Linked DNA regions of Homo sapiens: all the other regions are linked to region 1. The links are chromatin loops, found by intact Hi-C in ENCODE. Cell type or tissue: mammary epithelial cell. All regions are shown on one strand. Region 1 has its middle 19 kb from the start of OOSP1. Region 2 has its middle 13 kb from the start of MRPL16. Region 3 has its middle 8.6 kb from the start of MS4A4E. Region 4 has its middle 33 kb from the start of LINC02705.

The links. A loop is a pair of places that touch in the nucleus more often than their neighbours do. Peaks named below come from ENCODE experiments on the same cell type or tissue, not always from the same donor. Only the 100,000 strongest peaks of a DNase experiment are listed, where the experiment ranks them.
Region 2: a loop joins it to region 1, with 14 times the contacts of the local background. A loop is called at or near these places in 34 of 110 quality-filtered maps.
Region 3: a loop joins it to region 1, with 14 times the contacts of the local background. A loop is called at or near these places in 3 of 110 quality-filtered maps.
Region 4: it touches region 1 in a loop (12-fold over the local background); 6 of 110 quality-filtered maps call a loop at or near these places.

The regions. Positions count from the first base shown.
Region 1 is chr11:59,918,053-59,920,552 of GRCh38, forward strand. No RefSeq gene overlaps it. Among named protein-coding and RNA genes, the nearest start is that of OOSP1, 19 kb to the right of the region's middle. In mammary epithelial cell, a CTCF peak has its summit at 1,138 (motif pointing left); DNase peaks (open chromatin) are centred at 69, 639 and 1,139; H3K27ac peaks cover 895 bases.
Region 2 is chr11:59,822,206-59,824,705 of GRCh38, forward strand. No RefSeq gene overlaps it. Among named protein-coding and RNA genes, the nearest start is that of MRPL16, 13 kb to the left of the region's middle. In mammary epithelial cell, a CTCF peak has its summit at 956 (motif pointing right); a DNase peak (open chromatin) is centred at 966.
Region 3 is chr11:60,250,443-60,252,942 of GRCh38, forward strand. No RefSeq gene overlaps it. Among named protein-coding and RNA genes, the nearest start is that of MS4A4E, 8.6 kb to the left of the region's middle. In mammary epithelial cell, a CTCF peak has its summit at 1,239 (motif pointing left); no DNase peak of the experiment used is centred here.
Region 4 is chr11:60,129,700-60,132,199 of GRCh38, forward strand. No RefSeq gene overlaps it. Among named protein-coding and RNA genes, the nearest start is that of LINC02705, 33 kb to the right of the region's middle. In mammary epithelial cell, a CTCF peak has its summit at 1,008 (motif pointing left); a DNase peak (open chromatin) is centred at 982.

The sequences.
Region 1 (2,500 bases):
GCGTGAGACTTATTCACTATCACAAGAACAGCACAGGAAAGACCTGCCCCCATGATTCACTTACCTCTCACCAGGTTCCTCCCACAACATGTGGGAATTACAGTACAAGATAAGATTTGGGTGGGGACACAGCCAACCCATGTCACACCTTTTCCTCTATGATCAGTTCCTTTGACAACTAAAGAACTCTGCTTAAATGAGGCCTTCCCTGACTCAAAAAATTACTTAAAATCCTATCCTCTGTCCTACATTAAACTTTTTACCTGCCTTATTCTTTCACAGTATTTATCACCATCTAATGTGATATATAATTTGCTTATTTTTTATTTTCTGTATTCTTTCCTTATAATGTCACCTACATGAGGTTTCCAGTGCATAGAAGAGAACTGGCACATGATATATTTCATTTACTCTGACATGGACAGTTTTTTACACAGTAAAAAAATCAGAATTCTAGAAAGTTTATAATCAGCTATATATAATGATTGGTCAGTGGACAGGAATGCTGTAGCTGTCATCATTTGCACATGGAGAACTTGGTCTGAAACTTTCTGTTGGCGCCTCTTGGTAAGGTCAGAGAGTGCTGGCATAAAAATTTGAGAAATAAGTACCACCAATTGGCATACAATCTGGAGAGAAGAATGAAGCATTCTTTTAAGAGATATTGCATCACCAATGGTGGTGATGGCTCAAAGAGAGATATATTTGTGGGGAAACAGGAACATTGATGACTGCGATCCAAGAAGTGATTTAGAAGAGTGAGACTCACTGTAAAAATATTTTAGGGTTACTTCAACCAATTAATTTTGTTTATACTTGCTTTTTGTTACACTTGCTTTTGTATACAGCACAAGAGTGATATGATTAAAGATGTCCATAAGAGCTCTTTCAATTTTTATAAAATTCAAAGACTAAGTAGTAAAATGTGCCTGATTCATTGGTAGTTTCTTTAATCCTAAAGATATAAAGTTTCCTTAATCTTCGTATGAAAAATAGTGGTATAGTTAAAGCTTAGATTCAATGAAAAATGGGAGGAGATGCTCAAATATTTGTTAGATGAGTGAATAAAAATTCACCCCAGACTTTTTTTTTCCTTCCAAAGGGCCCTGTGGCTTCCTTCCTCTAAACCCATTAAACAGTGCCATCTGCAGGGAAGGCAGCTCATGACATCATGTTTAAATATTAGAAGAACAATAACAAGGTAAAAAAATTGGCAATGCCACCATTCAGCTCTCTGTGAGTATCTCTTAAAACTAGAAGTTTATTCTGACCCATCCATGAGTCAGATCTAAGATAAGCAGTTATTATCTTTAGGCAAGACTGAGTCGGCACATCAGATAGATAAAGGAAAGAGAGAGAAAGAGTTAAAATGTTTGTGCAGCCTATATTTTTCTGGCTAACAGCCACTAGGAAAAGCTGGATTGAGAAAGACCTACATTAACTTTCTTGTGTTCTAGTAACTAAACTTTTAGGCAAAGCCTAAGACTGTCCTGTTTAAACGAACTGTTTCTATCTAATAAGAAATTATAATGATATGGTATGATGGCAAAGCTATTTTAGAGGCCTGGACTCTCCATTAACCACAGCAGTTTAGCAGAGAACAAGGTCTCTGCCACAATCCATTATCCTAAATTAGCACGTGGGTGTTGGAGATGGGGGATGGCATGACAGCTCCATATGAGTATTAGGGGTTAATAAATGGAAAAGGCTGCTGCTGCTAAATCCAGCCCTATAATTACATTTTGGTCTCTGGGTCAGTTCCAGGTCACTAGCATCTCAACTAGCCTAAAACCCATATAATGCTTATTTGTAATTTTAATTTTTAGTTCCGTATTAATGGCATTTTATATGCCCCCAGTCATAATGGAACAAGAGTGAATTTGGGCATCAGAGATGCTGATTTTACTACTGATGGAATCTCAGGCCTACGTGCTGTCTGAATGCTCATGCAGTGGTTGTAGATACTGTACTTTACCTTTTAGATGGTGAGGGTGTTGAAAAGGTATTTTTTTTTCATTTCCATGTAGGTGCTTTTGTGACCATAAAATCAGTTTTACAATTAAAGTGATGCCTACATTCCTGCAGTGCATCTCTTTTCAAGAGCTTTGTTTAATAATCTCTACATGCAATAAAGGAATTGCATCTCTCTCTTTTGTGCCTCTCATGGACTTTCTTCCTTCCCCCGGTGCCCTCTGCTGCATTCTTCCTTCTTTGACTGCCAGTCCTGGTTTCTGACAATGTAACCTTGGCTGGAACTTAGGTGATGATTTTGCTTTCCTTGTTTGGTTGAGTAAACTTGTAACCCCAGGAACATGTGGAAAAAAATAGGTATAAAGTGTGCATGTTGTGTTTATAGGGATGTGGTGAAACATTTTCCAGTCACTATGCTGCTTTATGGGTGCTGTGACTTAAGATGCTTAAGGGGATTTGAGCTACTAAATATCTAAGTTTCAGTTTGTATTTATGAGTGTGATTTAAGTCATTGGGAGAGTTTATTCTA
Region 2 (2,500 bases), 96 kb before region 1:
TGGCGTGATCTCTGCTCACTGCAGCCTCCGCCTCCCAGATTCAAGTGATTCTCCTGCCTCAGCCTCCAGAGTGGCTGGGATTATAGGCGCATGCCACTATGCCTGACTAATTTTTGTAGTTTTAGTAGAGATGGGGTTTCACCATATTGGCCAGACTGGTCTTGAACTTCTGACCTCAAATAGTTCATCTGCCTCAACCTCCCAAAGTGCTAGGATTACAGGCGTGAGCCACCGGGCCTGGCCTTAATATGTGACTTTATAATGTACTAAATTCTCACAGCTTTCGGGAGTTCCTTTTGACATTTTCTTCCATTCACATGCTCTGAGACTGGTGCTACATTGTTTTAGTCATTGCCACTTTATTACACATTTTTATATCTGTTCAGTCAAGTTCTTTGTTTTTGCACTCTGCAAAAAAACATACTGGCTATGTTTAACATGTTTGTTCTTCAAGATAAAATTAAGTTCCACACTCTCTGTTTTCATTTTCTTGGCTAGAATTCTCATTCCTCTCTTTTTTTTTTTTCATTTTAATCTGAGAACCATTTGCACTTCTGACAAAGTTGAGGCTTTTGCTATTTCAAAGAATTGCAGGATCTCAGTTTGAGGCGACTGGAGGTGTCAGATATTTAGTTCCAGTTCCTCAACAGTGTACTTCAATCACATACTTGTTATATAGGTTATTCACACATCTAATTAAAGACAAGTGCAATTGTATACAATCCCTAAATGGAGGGAAAGTATTTGCTAGCAATCTTCCTTTCTTTCTTTTCTGCATCTTCACAAAATAGTTATGCTCAATCGACCCTTCCCCACTTTACCCTCCTAAGTAGCTGTCACTATAGATCTGTGCTACAAGGCCCGGCTAATGTTTAAATTTTTCATAGAGACGGTGTTTCATTATGTCGCCCCAGCTGGTCTACGAACTCCTGGGCTCATACGAGACTTTACCGTGTATGTCCAGTAGAGGTCACAAAGTGCTTATTATAGACACTGAAACCTCAACCAAATGCGTGCTTGGGCATTTGCATTATGCAATAATGAGCACACATAAATGATTATAATTAGGGGGAATTGTTACACTTTAATTCATTCTTCTCTATTACACTCAATACATTAGGATAGAGAGCTTATTATAAGCAGTATACATATCTCAGAGAATACAATTCTTAAGACTTTTCCAAAAATAAAGAGAATTTTAGAGATGATTCTATGCCAAATCTCTGAGTATAGATAAAGAAACTGATCTTTGAGTTAATTAGAGACTCGTCTGGGTCACTCACCTTGTTTATGAGCAAATACAGGAGTGACAACTCAAAATCTTTTGATCCCAAGATCAGATTTCTTCACACTGTATCTGTAGACTATGTTTTCCAATAGTAACTTAATCTTTTCTGAACTAAAATAATTAATTAATTCAATATAAATATTTATGCCAGATGCTGTGCTAGGTGATGAAGATATATTGTTAAGCAAAAATGATCCTTGCTTGTGAGACTATGAGAAAAATGTGAGTAGAGGCAGTAAAATAATGACCAGAAAAACCTCAGAGGTAATGTTAGGTTTCTTCCTGATTAGGTACTTTCTATGCATATTCAGTACTGATTTTGTTTGGTATGTTCAGTAATTTTGTGTCTTTCTATTTTTAAAATTTAATTTATTTTTTGAAGTTAAAATTTGCATTCTAACTTCAAAATATAAATTGTATTCTCTGAGATATGTATACTGCTTATAATAAACTCTCTATCCTAATGTACTGAGTGTAATAGAGAAGAATGAATTAAAGTGTAACAACTCCCTCTAATTATAATCATATGAAATAATACGAAGAAAAACAGTTATCATATTACAAATTTCTTCTCATTAATTGCTATGAGAGTTTACTACTACCCAACATAAAACTGAGTGCATAATAAATACAAATGCACCTTTCTATGAAACTCCTCTTATAAAAATTGAAGTAAACATTAAATTTCCAAGTGAAAGGAAACACTACAGTGTTTAATAAATGTATTTGCTTCATCTTCCAAATCTATGAGCATCCATCCTTTTTTTTTTTGAGACAGAGTCTCGCTCTGTCGCCCAGGCTGGAGTGCAGTGGCGCGATCTCGGCTCACTGCAAGCTCCGCCTCCCAGGTTCACGCTGTTCTCCTGCCTCAGCCTCCCAAGTAGCTGGGACTACAGGCGACCGCCACCACGCCTGGCTAATTTTTTGTATTTCTTAGTAGAGACGGGGTTTCACCGTGTTAGCCAGGATGGTCTCCATCTCCTGACCTCGTGATTCGCCCGCCTCGGCCTTCCAAAGTGCTGGGATTACAGGCGTGAGCCACCGCACCCGGCCGCAACCATCCTTTTAAAAAAAAAAAAAAAAAATTTTAGATTCAGGGGGTACACGTGCAGGTTTGTTACATAGGTATATTGTGTGATGCTGTGGTTTGGGCTTCTAATGAGCCTGTCACTCAAGTAGCGAACATAGTACCTGATAAATAGTTTTTCAACC
Region 3 (2,500 bases), 330 kb after region 1:
TAGTTCTCCTTGAAGAGGTCCTTTACATCCCTTGTAAGTTATATTCCTAGGTATTTTATTCTCTTTGTAGCAATCATGAATGGGAGTTCAATCGTGATTTGGCTCTCTGTCTGTTATTGGTCTGTAGGAATTCTTGTGATTTTTGCGCATCGATTTTGTATCCTGAGACTTTGCTGAATTTGCTTATCAGCTTAAGGAGATTTTGGGCTGAGACAATGGGGTTTTCTAAATATACAATCATGTCATCTACAAACAGAGATAATTTGACTTCCTCTCTTCCCATTTGAATACCCTTTATTTCTTTCTCTTGCCTAACTGTGGTGAGAGAGGGCTTCCTTGTCTTGTGCTGGTTTTCAAAGGGAATGTTTCCAGCTTTTGCTCATTCAGTATGATATTGGCTGTGGGTTTGTCATAAATAGCTCTTATTATTTTGAGATACATTTCATTAATACCTAGTTTATTGAGAGTTTTTAGCATGAAGGGCTGTTGAATTTTGTTGAAGGCCTTTTCTGCATCTATTGAGATATTCCTGTGGTTTTTGTCATTGGTTCTGTTTACGTGATGAATTACATTTATTGAATTGCGTATGTCGAACTAGCCTTACATCCCAGGGATGAAGCCGCCTTGATCGTGGTAGATAAGCTTTTTGATTCACTACTGGATTCAGTTTGCCAGTATTTTATTGAGGATATTTGCATCGATGTTCATCAGGAATATTGGCCTGAAATTTTCTTTGTGTGTGTGTGTGTCTCTGCCAGATTTTGGTATCAGGATGATGCTGGCCTCATAAAATGAGTTAGAGAGGAGTCCTTCTTTTTCTTTTGCTTGGAATAGTTTCAGAAAGAATGGTATCAGCTCCTCTTTGTACCTCTAGTAGAATTTGGCTGTGAATCCGTCTGGTCCTGGGCTTTTTTTTACAACAATAACAAACTGCCATCTGCTTTTTATCACCTACTTGTAAGAAATTCTACACAATATTGATAACAGAATACTCCTCTCATAAAAAAAAAAAGTTGATTTCAATTCTATCTGAATAATTACCTGCTTCAGAGGCTGCCCTTGGCATGACTCTGTGTCATCTGTTCTCTTCGGGCCTCAGAGGAAACTGAACAGAAAGCTACTCCTGCCTATGTCCTGTTGTGTATCTAGAGGGACAATTTAGCCTCCAGCTTTACACTGCCTCCAGAGCTCAATTACATAGAAAAACCCAACCGTCCTCAGGACACTTTGCTGCCATCTGCTGGGAAATTGTGAAAAGTACACAAAAAGTGGTTGGAGCCTCAGATTTGCCTAGCGTTCCCCCTAAACACTCACATGGGACGGTACTTTGTGTGTGCATGTTATTGTATAAATGCATGTGCCCTCAACTATCAGAAAGCATATGGACCATTTAGCATTATCTAAGCTATAAAGAGTTGAGATGCAAAATTTCCTTCCATATTACTTTTTTCTGTTGTCTAGCAAGAGTGGTACCCGAAAATCACTGGAGTGGTCTTGAGGATTTTAGGTGTCTCTGTGTGCAAGTGCTGGAGGGAGGAAATAAAGAGGGTGCCAGTATATGGAAGTGTAGAGAAGCTGTATCATTTAAGAAAGTGAGACAGGAAGAGATGTAAGAGGAAGAAAAGGAAGCTCAGAAGTCCTGATGAAATTACATTACACTGTGTCGGGCTTTGTTCTAAGTGCTGGATGTATATATTTTCTCATCCTGTGATCATGGAGTATTATTATGTTTAACTATCTCCATTCTGCAAACAGAGAAGGAGATACCAAAAAGTTATAAAAGTTGCTCAATATAATGTTTGTGTGTTTGAAGAAGTAAATAGGTTTCTGGAGGGAAAGTGCTCATACATCTGTCTGGTCTGCTGGATTAGATGCCAGTGACCTCTCTGAGCCTATGCTGACCCTGAGTTTCAGATCCGTAAGGGCAGTGGCAATCTGTTGTGAAAGGGACTCATGTTAGTGCCGAGGTCAGTGGCCCTAAGCTCCAAGACCAGGCTTGCCCATGCCAGCAGCCTCTCTACTGTGGCTCTTGGGGCTGCAGCAAAAACAAATGCAGATGGGCAATAGTTATTTTCAGTGAGTGAACCTGGGGGCTTCCTTTGCTTCTGCCCTTATAAATAAAAATAAATTTTCCAAGCCAGCTGCAACTCTGCCATCAGCAGTTGCCCTGAAGACTGCAGTAGAATGTCACCAACATGTCATTGCAGGAAACTGAAACTTAGGTCTTTGTTTCCAAAGTTTGGGAAATACTCATAGTGTCTGAACATGGGGTGAGAAGGGAAAGGAAAACTGGGTTGTTTATAACTGTTGGGAAACAAAAATGTGCTGTGTTTTTATGAGGTTTCTCTTCAGTTGCTTTTCATTTGTTTGAGAGGAAATCTACTGCTTGGTTAATATAAAGTATCTATTAGGCAGAAAGTTGCCCATACCACTGTTCTGGAGGGTGTAGTTCCTCTGTACTTTATGACTTGTGCATGACATTTTGTCCTGAAAAGAGTAC
Region 4 (2,500 bases), 210 kb after region 1:
AAAGGAGGGGGATAGCATTAGAAAATATACCTAATGTAAATGACCAGTTAGTGGGTGCAGCACACCAACTTGGCGCATGTATACATATGTAACAAACCTGCACGTTGTGCACATGTACCCTAGAACTTAAAGTATAGTAAAAAAAAAAAACAAAAACATATTATTAATTAAAAAAAAAAAAAAGAAAGAGAAGAGCTCTCTGAGCAGAGAGGGGTCCCAGAGAAAATGGGTTGCCACTTCAGCAGTGAAATGCAGAAGGTTTTATAGATAAGCTTGAGGAGGTGTCTGATTTACACAGGGGATGAAAGATTGACTGGACCAGGTGTGCCATTTGCATAGCATGTGAAGAAGCTGGTTGCCCCACCCTAATCTTTTAGGTTGCAGATAAGTTCTCTACTTGGCCAGCGTCATGTTGCCTGGTCCTTACTGTACACACGGTGACAAAGAAAAGGGAAGATGGAGCCTCCATGTTGAACATACCTGGCTTCCAGGTAGCCCTTTTCTATTGGCACAGCTGCTGGTATTCACCCGTGCAGGCTTCCAGCTTGCTTATCTATGTCTGCAGCTTGATTTTTCAGGCTGCTCTTTGTTAGAAAAGAAATGATTTGGGGCTGCTTTTTGTTAAAAAGGAAGCCTTGCCATGGACTTCTTTACATCTGCCTAAATAATTTCTTTCTAGCTCCTGTATCAATAGTATATAAGTTTCTGAACCATGTTGAGCAGTGAGTAATCCCCCTGTGGTTATAAATTTGTATGTTTTGTTTTTTTTTTTCCAATTAACCAGCCTTTTGTGAGTTGATTTTTCAGTGAATGTTTGGCAAATGGCTCCTACATTATCTCTGAAAATAGTACAAATAAGGAGGACTCAGTGGACCTAAATTTAAGATCTCTGTCAATGTGTGTGGCCTCTTCCATATATCAGTTAGTCCATGCACTCATTGCATGCCTAGCCTTGGGCTAGATGCTCTAGGCCTAGATAAAGCAAAGAGGAATGCATTACTGCTGCCCTCTGGTGTCAATCAGTCTCAATAGGATGTAGGGATAGATACAAAAAGCAGAGGATGAGGTATGTTAGAGACTGACTCTCACTGTAAGGACTGTATTGGAGAAAAGAAAGGAAATATCCTTGTGTGCTCATTTAGAACTTCCTGGAGAAGTTAGACCTGAGTGCATGTTCATAATTTTACTTGACCCTATTTGACTAAGAATTTGCATTCTCGTTCCATTTTTAACCTCTAGAGTTTATATTAGATAGCACATTTCTTAGGAAAGAAGAGAAGAGATAGTTTTGGGGGATGGGAGAAGAATGGATTGCTGACAACAGAAATTTTAACATAAAGTTTTGGGAAAGATATATGGGGCAAGAGGTTGCCCAGTGATCCTCAATTTCCAACAGGCATGAAACTGTTTAACATTGACGCTGCTATTCTATCTTTAACTGCTGGAGAGATTGAGACAGTCTTTGTTTTTACTATTGTAATATCATTAAAAATATAAAATTATAATATGGAAATTCAAAAGTCTAACATGCAATATACCAGCATTGTCATGTTACCACTTCCCTCAAACATGTTCACGCTGTTTGACTCTAGTAGTCCTGGGATATAGGTTGACCAAAAATAAATGTAAGCCATGGAGAATTTATATCATGTTCCAAGTGTCTCAGCAGCTAATCAAGAAGAGAAACCATTTTTGGGTCTCAACCCAAGAAGTGCTGTTTTCTCTTTCTAAACAATTCTTTACCCATATACTCTTTTTTTTTTTTTTTTGAGACGGAGTCTTGCTCAGTTGCCCAGGCTGGAGTGCCCTGGCACGATCTTGGCTCACTGCAACCTCCGCCTCCCGGGTTCATGCCATTCTCCTGCCTCAGCCTCCCGAGTAGCTGGGACTACAGGTGCCTGCCACCATGCCAGGCTAATTTTTTTTTTTGTATTTTTAGTAGAGACGGAGTTTCACCGTGCTAGCCAGGATGGTCTTGATCTCCTGACATCGTGATCCACCCGCCTCAGCCTCCCAAAGTGCTGGGATTACAAGCATGAGCCACCACATCCAGCCATCCATATACTCTTATGGAGGAGATACATACTTTCCAAATCTTCACTCTCTCATAAAACATACTTGTTCACAGGTCATGAACGGTACAATGCTGATTCTCATGATACTGGAGTTCTGAGTTGCTGGACTTACTTCAACCTGTTGTAGTATCAGGGATACCTGGTGTTCTTTGTGGGCCTCGGGAGACAAAACAACTTTACTTTGAATTGCAGTGCTTTAGAAAACAAGGTACTACTGCAGATATAACTTTTGAGGAGGAAGAGGGCTGATGACTGATTGGTAATGAAGATGTTAAAATAAGTATTAATTCAAAATCCAAGCTGTTGAAACTCTAAATTGTTTTGAGCCTTAAAGGAATGTGATTATGGAGTCTGAGTCATGTGACAGACAGCTGTAACCTAGGCAGCTATAAACTTTGTTACTCTGATTATAGATTAGCCTCGTT